Regions from separate parts of the Homo sapiens genome. Here all the other regions are linked to region 3. The links are chromatin contacts, found by Hi-C in ENCODE. All regions are on one chromosome and are shown on one strand. Each heading gives the region's core, a stretch centred on a gene start or an enhancer-like site at or near the end of the contact. The rest is flanking DNA. Distances are from core to core; before and after follow the strand shown. Region 1 overlaps ATG7 (autophagy related 7). Region 2 overlaps LOC105376956 (a long non-coding RNA gene). Region 3 overlaps SYN2 (synapsin II).

Evidence for each region. A loop is a pair of places that touch in the nucleus more often than their neighbours do. Pooled maps may share reads with other maps.
Region 1: a loop to region 3 is called in a map of endothelial cell of umbilical vein, with 21 times the contacts of the local background. The contact joins two enhancer-like sites. A Hi-C loop is called at or near these places in 5 of 168 maps with a recorded cell type or tissue (CD8-positive, alpha-beta T cell, Caco-2, chondrocyte and 2 more) and 17 of 50 pooled maps.
Region 2: a loop to region 3 is called in a map of IMR-90, with 15 times the contacts of the local background. The contact joins two enhancer-like sites. A Hi-C loop is called at or near these places in 1 of 168 maps with a recorded cell type or tissue (IMR-90), 1 of 37 single-sample maps with no recorded cell type and 5 of 50 pooled maps.

The regions. Positions count from the first base shown.
Region 1 is chr3:11,377,621-11,380,978 of GRCh38, reverse strand. ATG7 (autophagy related 7) reads right to left here. Exons shown (of 21, transcript NM_001349232.2): 19 at 927-1,007. Among named protein-coding and RNA genes, the nearest start is that of ATG7, 110 kb to the right of the region's middle. Within about 2 kb of position 1,303, at least 3 of the 41 ENCODE cell types and tissues checked have a DNase peak (open chromatin) inside an H3K27ac peak, as active enhancers do; they include endothelial cell of umbilical vein, where a contact is called at or near this core.
Region 2 is chr3:12,890,618-12,894,158 of GRCh38, reverse strand. All of the region lies in intron 4 of LOC105376956 (a long non-coding RNA gene), which reads right to left. Among named protein-coding and RNA genes, the nearest start is that of LINC02022, 7.2 kb to the right of the region's middle. Within about 2 kb of position 2,103, at least 2 of the 41 ENCODE cell types and tissues checked have a DNase peak (open chromatin) inside an H3K27ac peak, as active enhancers do.
Region 3 is chr3:12,176,748-12,180,006 of GRCh38, reverse strand. The region is part of intron 10 of SYN2 (synapsin II); the gene reads right to left. Among named protein-coding and RNA genes, the nearest start is that of TIMP4, 19 kb to the right of the region's middle. RefSeq lists an enhancer at 657-1,856. Within about 2 kb of position 1,771, at least 12 of the 41 ENCODE cell types and tissues checked have a DNase peak (open chromatin) inside an H3K27ac peak, as active enhancers do; they include endothelial cell of umbilical vein, where a contact is called at or near this core.

The DNA of each region.
Region 1 (3,358 bases), core at 54-2,553, 800 kb after region 3:
ATTGTGCTTCCCATAAAATATAGCCCAAGTACAGTTTTCAAAGGAAGCTTGTCAACTCAGAATAGAGAAATACATCCCTAGAATTCTCTTTCTTCCACAGTGGCAGACAGACGAAGGCTACACGAAAAATAGTTCCAAATTGTAACTGAGAAGCCACAGTTGGGGATTAGTGGTCACCAACATTATTTTGTATAGCACTTCAACATGAAAATCTTTACTTATCAGCAATCATGAGCCTTAAAAGCCCAGGTCAAGTCGCTGGGCAGCAGAAGGCTGAAAGGAACACTTGAAAGGAAATCAGCTATCACATACAGTGTGCATGTAAAAATCACTCAGATGGTATCCGAAAGCCTATTAAAACACGAGATGCCATCACTGTAGTTTTGAGATATATCAGCCGTTTCACATTACGATGGCTAACATACCAGCTCTATTTTTAGAGCTTCTGGAAAGATCAAAGCTGAAGGGGCCCTTTTAGTGGCTCCCCATCCAGGCCCCTAATCTCTGTTTACTTTTTCTTTGTAATTATGTGGATCTGCAGAAGATGCATAGCCAGGGCCGCCTCACCCTCAGAGTAACGCTTTAAAAAATTGCTCTATGAGGGTCCTGGCTAGGAGGGAACCCTCTGGGGAGGAACAAAGAGCAGTAAAGTTCAAATTCAAGACAAAATTAGCATGATGCAAGTATTGATACAGAGTTGAAATATTTTAACTCAGTCTCCCTACACATTTTCTCAGGCTGGTTTTAAACCACTGTGAGAATGAATACAGATCCATGAAAACAAAGTCCTTTCTGAGGGTTTAGACCCCACCCTTCCCCCACAAAAAGCCCTTAGTTGGTTTCAAGGGCTCCAGCTGGTGAGGCTGCGGTCAAATGCTGACCCGCTCACTTTTAAAAACAAGTCCCTCCAATACAAAATGACTTACTTTGGAAGAACAAGCTGTACATTTGTCAAATGCCAGGCTGACGGGAAGGACATTATCAAACCGTGAAAGAAATCCCCGGATCTAAAAACAAACAAAACAAAACAATTCACATCAAACACACAACGACCACATCTATGAAATGCACGTCTGGTTTCTGACAACAAGTAGGAAATGATTAATATGGCGGCCCGGAAAGAGATTATGAGCAAAAATAAGTTCGAAATGAGTATTTTCCCTTGTAACGTAATCAGTTTGCAGAAGAACTATATTAGGTCCTTTATTCCATTAGGAGCCAGGGCTTACAAGCTTTTCAAATATTTCTGACCTAAAAACAAACTGACTCTAAAATACAAAAAGCAAGCTGTAGTATCTAAAGTATTTTTTAACAAATGTCTTCCAAAATGTTGAACAGGTCCACTGGTATACTCAACTCTTAAGCTCCCACATGTGTTCTAGTGAATATGGGGTAAATACACATTTCTATGACATGATTTTGGGTGGGGTCTCACAAGGAAAGATGGCTTGGGGGACTGTGGAAGGCCGAAATGGCCCTAGACATATATCCAGTTATTTGCTTGATTTGGAACAGATAGAGATAAAATGTAAAACATCATCAGATTTATGGGGAAACAGCACCACCTTGAGCATAAAATTCTGGACTACAACTGAGTTACATTTCCAGAGTATCAGCTATAATCAGGTTTCACAAACTATAACTGAAGTAATTTATTCAGAACATTATACCTGTATATACTATACTTACACCAAAGGGGGAGCTTTAAGCTGTTCTATATATCATAAAAATATGAATGGTAACATCTCTAAACTCTCCATAGGACTCAACGTTTATAATAAACCAGACAACACAAATATTATGAATTAATTTATTTGACCTTTCAAATTCCCCATTTTATGTTGAAAAACCTCAGGCTCAGGAAGAATGGCAACTTGGCTCAGGTAAACAGTAAGTAATGGAGCCAAGACTCAAAAATGGACCTCCTGATGTGAACCTGCCCCCGGCCTGAGCTTCTCTGCTTCCCTCCCTCTCAGAATACCACAGCGTTTGTCTTCAACACTAGGTCTTCTCACAACTTTAACACTCTCACTTGAACAGAACAGAAGACCCGATCCACCACCGTTTAGCCATCCTATTAACACCATGCCCTCTCCCTCAAATCCCCCACCCCCCGAAAAACAAACAATTTGACAAACTATTTAAAGAAAAAGGCTTCTTTTGAGTTTTGGATAACTCCATCCTGATGCTCACACTGTAACAGTGTTAACTGTTTGTGCATACTTCTCTCTGGAAAAAAATCAAACCTGGAAAAACATGCCTACAGCAATTTTTTTTTTTTTTTTTTTTTTTTGGAGATGGAGTCTCACTCTGTCGCCCAGGCTGGAGTACAGTGGTGTGATCTCAGCTCACCGCAACCTCTGCCTCCTGGGTTCAAGTGATTCTCCTGCCTCAGCCTCCCGAGTAGCTGGAATTACAGGCGCCCACCACCACACCCAGCTAAGTTTTTTCTATTTTTAGTAGAGATGGGGTTTTGCCATGTTGTCCAGGCTGATCTTGAACTCCTGGCCTCAGGTGACCTGCCTGCCTCAGCCTCCCAAAGTGCTGGGGTTACGGGCGTGAGCCACCGCGCCCAGCCCGAATTTATCATTTCTATCAAACACTTGATCTCGGATTGCATTAAAAAACACATAGCATATTGATAAAGACATTTTAAAAATTTGGCAGGGCACAGTGGCTCACGTCTGTACTCCTAGCACTTTGGGAGGCTGAGGCGGGCAGATCACCTGAGGTCAGGAGTTTGAGACCAGCCTGGACAACATGGCAAAACCCCCACCTCTGCTAAAAATACAAAATAATTAGCCGGGTGTGGTGGTGCACCCATGTAATCCCAGCTCCTCGGGAGGCTGAGGCAGGAGAATCACTTGATCCTGGGAGGCAGAGGTTGCAGTGAGCTGAGATCCAGCCTGAGTGACAGAGTAAGACTCCATCTCAAAAAAAAAAAAAAAAAATTGGTAACTGGTATAAGTTAGATAGCCTCATCATAAACATATGAAAATATGACAACCTTTTAGTTCCTAACATCTCAGGAATGTGGTAACCATTTCATAATCCATGACCTGAGGCATAATCAGGGTCATAAGTTTGCTATTCAGGACGTCAAAATAGGAGACATCAAAATAGCAGAAAAGAGTTTAATAGCAAGTCACAAATGGGAATGCTGAAATCTTCACGAGCTCTGGAAGTTACAGGCTTGAGAATACTCACAGTGAGTCTCCTCTATACCCCAATTACTTTTATATTAAGTTTACTTAGAAAAGAACTTCATCACATTTAGCATATTTTTCCATTAAAGTTTTTTAACACAGCCTACAAGTCATGTGTCCATCTATGTTTCATGGAAAGGTTTCTGCATGCT
Region 2 (3,541 bases), core at 854-3,353, 710 kb before region 3:
TTTTTCCCTTAATCCACTGTGATGAGGCAGTGGAAGACTCGACAATTTATAACGTCTGCATAACATTCCACCTTACGGATGTCCCATAACGTGTTGCCATGCAGACAGTGTTGTGTTGGCAAACAAGGAACAAACGGAAAGAAATAATCGAGTTTCTGGCAGAGTTGGTGATTCTGGCGAGGACTGGAGCCTGGAGAGGGGGACACCATGGTTCGACCACAATGCTGAGTCCCTGGGATGACCATGGACCCCGTTTTGGTGCTGCTGGAGGCCAGGTATCCCCTGAGATGCCTCTTAGCTCAGTGCATTCAGTTCAGTGCCCACTTTTCAAGAGACCCCATCTCACCGCTCAGCCCAGAGCAGGCCTGTGATAAAGACCTGGCGGCTGCTGCTTGTAGGCATGGGGTGAAGATCACCCACCCTCATTTCTAACGTGGAGCTTCAGGACTTTCAAGGCCCTCAGGGAAAGCTTTTCTTGTCTATTATTCCTAACCACACCCCACCCCCACCTCCACAGTAAAGTGTTCCAATTAAATCTGATACGTAGGACCTGAAGCACTTTGTCATTTTCTATGTAGTTAATAGGGAAGAACACATTCTAAAATGAAAATACCAGAGGATAATACCTGAATTGGAATCTCTTCTCACACCCTCTGAGAACTTTTCAAAGAACAAGGAGGGGCCACATGCTGTGACTCACCCCTGTAATCCCAGCCTGAGCAACATAGTGAGACCTCCATCTCTACAATATCAAAACATTAACCAGGCATGGTGGTGCCTGCCTGTGTTCCCAGCTACTCTGGAGGCTGAGGTAGGAGGATTGCTTTAACCAGTGAGGTCAAGGCTACATGAGCCATGATCACCCCACTGCACTCCAGCCTGGGCCACAGCGCAAGACCAAGTCTCCAAAGCAAAGAAACAGTCACCTATAGCTGTCAGACCTACACTGTGTTTGGGAAAGAGCAAGAACCACAAAATTCACTTAAAGGTCAGTGGGAAAATCAACATCTTAGAGCAGCAGAGTTGATGTAGAATCACTTGCCGGTGAGATGCAGGGGCAGGGGGGTACACAGCGGGAGAGGGTGGGGAGTCCCTGTGGAGGTTGTGCGTGGGGTGCAGGGGTTGGGGGGGTGCACAGTGGGAGAGGGTGGAGAGTCTCTGTGGAGGTTGTGGGTGGGGTACAGGGGGGTACACAGTGGGAGAGGGTGGGGGTCCCTGTGGAGGTTGTGGGTGGGGTGAAGGGGTGGGGGGGTGCACAATGGGAGAGGGTGGAGGGTCCCTGTGGAGGTTGTCAGGGGGGTACAGGGGTGGGGGTTGCACAGCAGGAGAGGGTGGGGAGTCCCTGTGGAGGTTGTGGGGGGGTGCAGGGGCAGGGGAGGATGCACAGTGGGAGGGGATTGAGGGGGTCCTCATGGAGGTTCTGGGTAGGGTGCAAGGGCAGGGGGCTGCACAGATGGACGGGGTGGGGAGTCCCCATGGAGGTCCTGGGTGGGATGCAGGGGCAGGGGGGCATGTGTAGCTGGAGGAGGTGAGGGTCCCCTTGGAGGTCCTGGGTGGGGTGGGGGGGGTGCACAGCTGGAGGGGATAGAAGGTCCCTGTGGAGGTCCTGGGGGGGGTGCAGGGGTGGGGGGTACACAGCGGAAAGGAATGAGGGGGTCCCCGTGGAGGTCCTGGGTGGGTGCCAGGGGCAGCCAGTGGGGGATGCACAGCCGGAGGAAATGGGTGGTCCCTGTGGAGGCGCGATGCACAGAGCAGGAGGAGGGAGCCGCCCTGAGAGGAGAAAGGCAGCCTGCTAAGCAAGAGCTACAGGAAGCACTTGGACAGGCCATCGGGCCAGAAGCACCTCGCAAGGGTGTCCGGGAGCTTTGGTGATGAAGGGCAAGAAAGAAGCAGCTAAGAGGGGGGCCTCATCACAGAGATGCTGTCAAAGATTCACCAAGCCCACCTAAAAGTATCTTTTATTACGGGAACTGCAATTCACCTTAGCAGCGCAAGAGGGCATGATTGCACTACCAAACCCAGAAAAGCACCCACGCATTCAAAAAACTGGAAGAGAAGGAAGAGAAAGGGAAAGGCAGTCAGCCGATCCGCTGCTGCACTGTTAGCAGGTGAGAGTCGGGTGATTTTATTGCAGCTGACAGTGCTCAATGATAGCACAAGGCCAGTTAGGAAAAGCGGGCACCGTGGGCATTAGCAGAAGTCACTATTACCAAGGCAGCCCTTGTGATGGCTCATTTTAGCAGTCAGCTTGACTAGGCTAAGGGATGTCCAGGGAGCAGGGAGAACGTGATTTCTCGTGTTTCTGTGGGGGGGTTCTGGAAGAGATGAGCACTTGACCCAGTGGACTGACTGAGGGCCACCCGCGCCAGTGTGAGCAAGCCTGCTTCAATCTGCTGAGGCCCAGATACAACCAACAGGAGGAAGGAGGGGAAATTTGTTCTATGCTTGACCTGGGACATCCACCTTCTCCTGCCCTTGCGTATGAGAACTCCAGGTTCTTGGGCCTCTGGACCCCATGTCTTAAACCAGAAGCCCCCAGGTTCTCAGGCCTGTGGCCTGGGACTGAGAGGGACACCACCAGCTGTTCTGGTTCTTAGGCCTTTGGACTCGAACTGAATTGCACCATGGGCTTTCCGGTTTTCCAGCTTGCCACTGGCATATCCTGGGGCTTCCTGGCCTCCTGAAGGGCATGAACCAATCAATTCCCACAATAAATCCCCTCATGAGTGTGTGAGTGTGTGTGTTTGTCCTATTTGTTCAGTTTTCTCTGGAGAACACTGACTAATACAGCTCCAGAACAAAAATAAAGCCTTCCTAAATACAGAAAAAAAAAAATAACCAAGCCAAAAAGGGAGAGTGGAACAGACCAGTCTTCAGAATGAAAGCCACACGAGGACGCCATACTCCACATAGTGAATTCACAACGGCAAACAACCTTCCAGAACAAACCAAAGACACCAGCTACATCAAAATGCAAGTATACCTAGCTCCCCTGCTAAGAGAAAGGTCTTTGAAGACCTTGTATCCATAAGCTACCGCCACCCTAGTTCTCTGGCAACCCCAAAGTGTGCAGGAAACAAGCACTGATTTCTCAGCCCCCATCTGCAGATGCACGGGGTTCCCCTGGTCTAGAACTGGGTCAGTCTGAGCCATAGGGGGTCTAGGACTGCTCCACATATCCCTCATTCTCCTGACCCCACCGGTCGAGGCCTGTCCTGGTCATGGCAATAGGCTGGAGTGCAGGAGCATGAGCCTGGCCCCAAGCACATAGCACACCTTTGCTCACGCCAGGTGCACCACAATCCCATTGACCACTTTGCTCCATGCCCAGCCCAGCGTCAGAGGGTGGAGAAGTGTTCCCTGCCATAAAGTGAGTCATAGCTAGGGTATAGACTACAAATACATTCCATCTACCCCAGACCACAAAGCAAAACCCACCAACTCTCTGCCAATACTCTAGAGGGACACCTAAGACAAAAATTCAGAAAGGCTAAAGGCTACCCATAAAGACGTGCATGGAGGGGTACAAGCTATGAAGCCA
Region 3 (3,259 bases), core at 522-3,021:
ACTGCATTCCAGCCTAGGCAACAGAGTGAGACCCCGTCTCAAAAAAATATATAAATAAATAATAAACCCCAACCAACTTTGGGTTTACAGAGTGACGACAGGCTCAAAGGGTGTCAGTCTGTAATGATGCTGCCAAAAATTGGATGCAGCTGGAGGTATGTCTATGTCTTGACAAGGGGAAGTGATAGGACCACTGTTCTTTTGGCTGATCAAGCCTCATGAGAGAGCACTGCAACCAGTTCTGGCCACCTCTTAAGGGTGATGCTAGCAGAAAAACATGGGTACATGGAGCAAATAGGATGGTTAGAAGTCTCGAAATGACAACTTTACACATGTGACTTTGGGCAAGTTACTTATCCTGAGTCACAGTTTCCCAAATGGTATAAATGAGGTAACCATGGAAGCACCTAGGGCTTAGTAGAAGATTGAAATTAGTCAAATATAAATCTGAATAGTGTCAAGGGCTGGCTTGGGTAGTAGTGAGCTTCCTGGCATGAGAGGTATTTCAGCAGTGCTTGGACAAACTTTGGTTAGGGGGGCTCATGTAGCTGCAGGCACATGACTTCTACAGGCCCTTCTGGCTCTAGGCTTCCATGAATTCGTTTATGCTTTTTTTTTTTTTTTTTTTTTTTCTTTCAGTTCTTCCGGTGTGTGAGAACTGAGACAATCCCTTCTTAGCTACAGAGTTCCAGACCAGCCTGGACCAGCTACAGAGTCTTAAACTCAGCAAGACCCCTAGGGTTATTGGACCTGTGCAGAGATGTCTTGCAGGTATAGGCTTTCAGGAGCTTGGCAAGGAGAGTGTGCCGCTTCCATCAAAGCTAATTGGGCTGGTATCCTGCTACGCTGAATCTACTGGGCTTAGTGATCAGAGAAGCCAGGGAGGAAGGAGAGAGCTGGTGAAGCTCAAGACTCCTCCAGGTTGGTAGGTCCACCACTTGTTAAGGGAGGAATGCAAGGATTTTCCTTACGTAGAGATATAGAGTCACAAATGCCCAGCTCATTCCATTCTTACCTTCGCCTCTGCTGATGTGGGAGCACCAAAAGGGCATGGTGCACAGTATTGTGGAGAACTCCCTGAATTGGGGCCCAGAAGATCCAGCTCTCCTGCTTAGCAGCTGTGTGACCTTGGGCAAGGCAGTTGCCTTCTCTTTGCTGATATGTGAAACAAAGATACATTTGCCAGCCCAAGACATCTTAAATAAGGATTGTTAGGCTTAAACTAAAGAGTGTGCTTTGTAAACTGTAAAGTGTTAGGCAATGTAAGTGAGCATCCTACTACTATTTAAAAAATAAATATCAATCCAAAGGAAGGGAGGTCTAATGTTAGAATTTCGTGCATCAGTGGAGAAGATATTGTTGTGTGGTTTCCTGTCACCTGATGCATAGCAGTTTCATGTGCAGGGAATTCTGGTCTGGGTTATACCATGCCTTCTGTATATTGCTTAGTTCCAGCAAGGTCCTTGCAGAAATGGTAAATATTAGCTCTTGAGATGATTGGAAAGGAAATCACTGGCCTGTGACAGAAACCAAGCCCATGGATGAGGGTTTGTGGGTTTTTGTCAAAGGTAACTTTAAAATGCCATCCTGTGGCTTTCGGCAGACAAGCTGGAGAAAGGAGCTCCTGAAGTCCCAGCAGGATGGAAAGCTGAGGAAGGAAAGACATTGAGTGACTCAACACTTGTGAGCTGTTGGCCTGAGACCAGCTGCCCCAACCAAGGAGGAAGGCCTGTGCTTGCTCAGCATATCTGAGACAGGAAATTGGGAAAGGGTCCCAGGGTCTGGCCCCAGGAAAGAGGCCAGGCCAAGCTCCTTGCCGGACACGCCACAGAACTATTCTGATCAGCTCCCCCAGGCCCCGCTCCCTGGTCTAGGACCCCAGGGAGAATGAGGCAGCGGGAAAGAATGTGGTCAGGAGGTTGTAGGTTTAGTCGGTGCAAAGGGGACCGCATGTTTTGAGGCACCTTGGGATCTTTCTGGGCTTGCCCCTGCAGTCACCAGCGCCCACCTTCCTTCCTCCAAAAGGTTCTAAAAGGTGCCCAGGGATGAGCCGCTTCTCCTTCCCTCCTGGGGGGAGTTGCTTCTCTGCTTGCAGAGCTCATCTCCTGGAGTGGGGCCCTCCCATAACCTAGAACCCAAGAAATATCCCATGGGGGCAGTCCCTGAGTCTTCTGGGGGCACTGAGGGGCAGGTCACTCAAGGTCAGAATGTCAGCTTCAAATGATTAAAGATGTCCCTGAAAAGTTAAGACAGTCCCAGAATAGTTAGTTTCTCTTAATAGTCTGTTAAGGGATCTAGTCACTAGTGGCTTTATCTGAACCTGCCCCAAATCTCCTCACATTCTCAGCTTATACTCACTGGGGAAGAAATTTGCTAAAGCCATTCCTGCTGTGGGAAGCAGGAAGGCCTTTCATTTGTCCTAAATTTACCTCTTCTGAGCTCAAGTGAAGCCCTGTTAGTCCCATGCCGGGGATCAGAGACCCCTCCCTAACTGGACAGCCCTTTAGACTCCACTTCTCAGAGTGAAGAAACCCCTTCTTAGGCTTGGTCTTCTTGCACTCAGGAGACCTCATATTTTAGAACACGGGTGGCTAATCTTTTGGCTTTCATGGGCCACACTGGGAGAAGAACTGTCTTGGGCCACACATACACTAACACTAACAATGGCTGATAAGCTAAAAAAATTGCAAAATATCTCATAATGTTTTAAGGAAGTTTATGAATTTGTGTTGGGACGCATTCAAAGCCATCCTGGGCTGCAGGTTAGACAAGCTTGTTTCAGAGCCTTTGTGGCTGGAAAAACCTAGCTGGAAATGTGTTCTGTTTCTCTTCATACCAGAGAACCAGTACAAAAAAGGACTGGTAGAATGTCCCACCAGACACCAGAGGTTATTCAGCCTCAGTCCTTCAATTCTGAATTCTCATCACAGCCTTTTCCAGGTCCCATGGCTGCACACAGTCTGGATCTCAGCATGTCAGGCTTGGAAGGAGATTTTATAAGTTACCTGCTCCAACAGCCCCAGTCCCCAGCCCTCCCCTTTCACCATGTGCCTTACAAGCTGCTCATCCTGCTCCTGCTTGAACATCAGCAACAATGTGGCAGCCGCATGCCGTTTCTGAGTGTTAGAGAGTTTACTCCCTACACTGGGTCAAAACCTGTCTGCTAACAGATTTGCCTTTTGGAATCAGTTCTACTCCATGGCGGCATCAGAGAGCTAAAGATATTAATTAATGCACTCATTGAGATGTCTGCTATTCA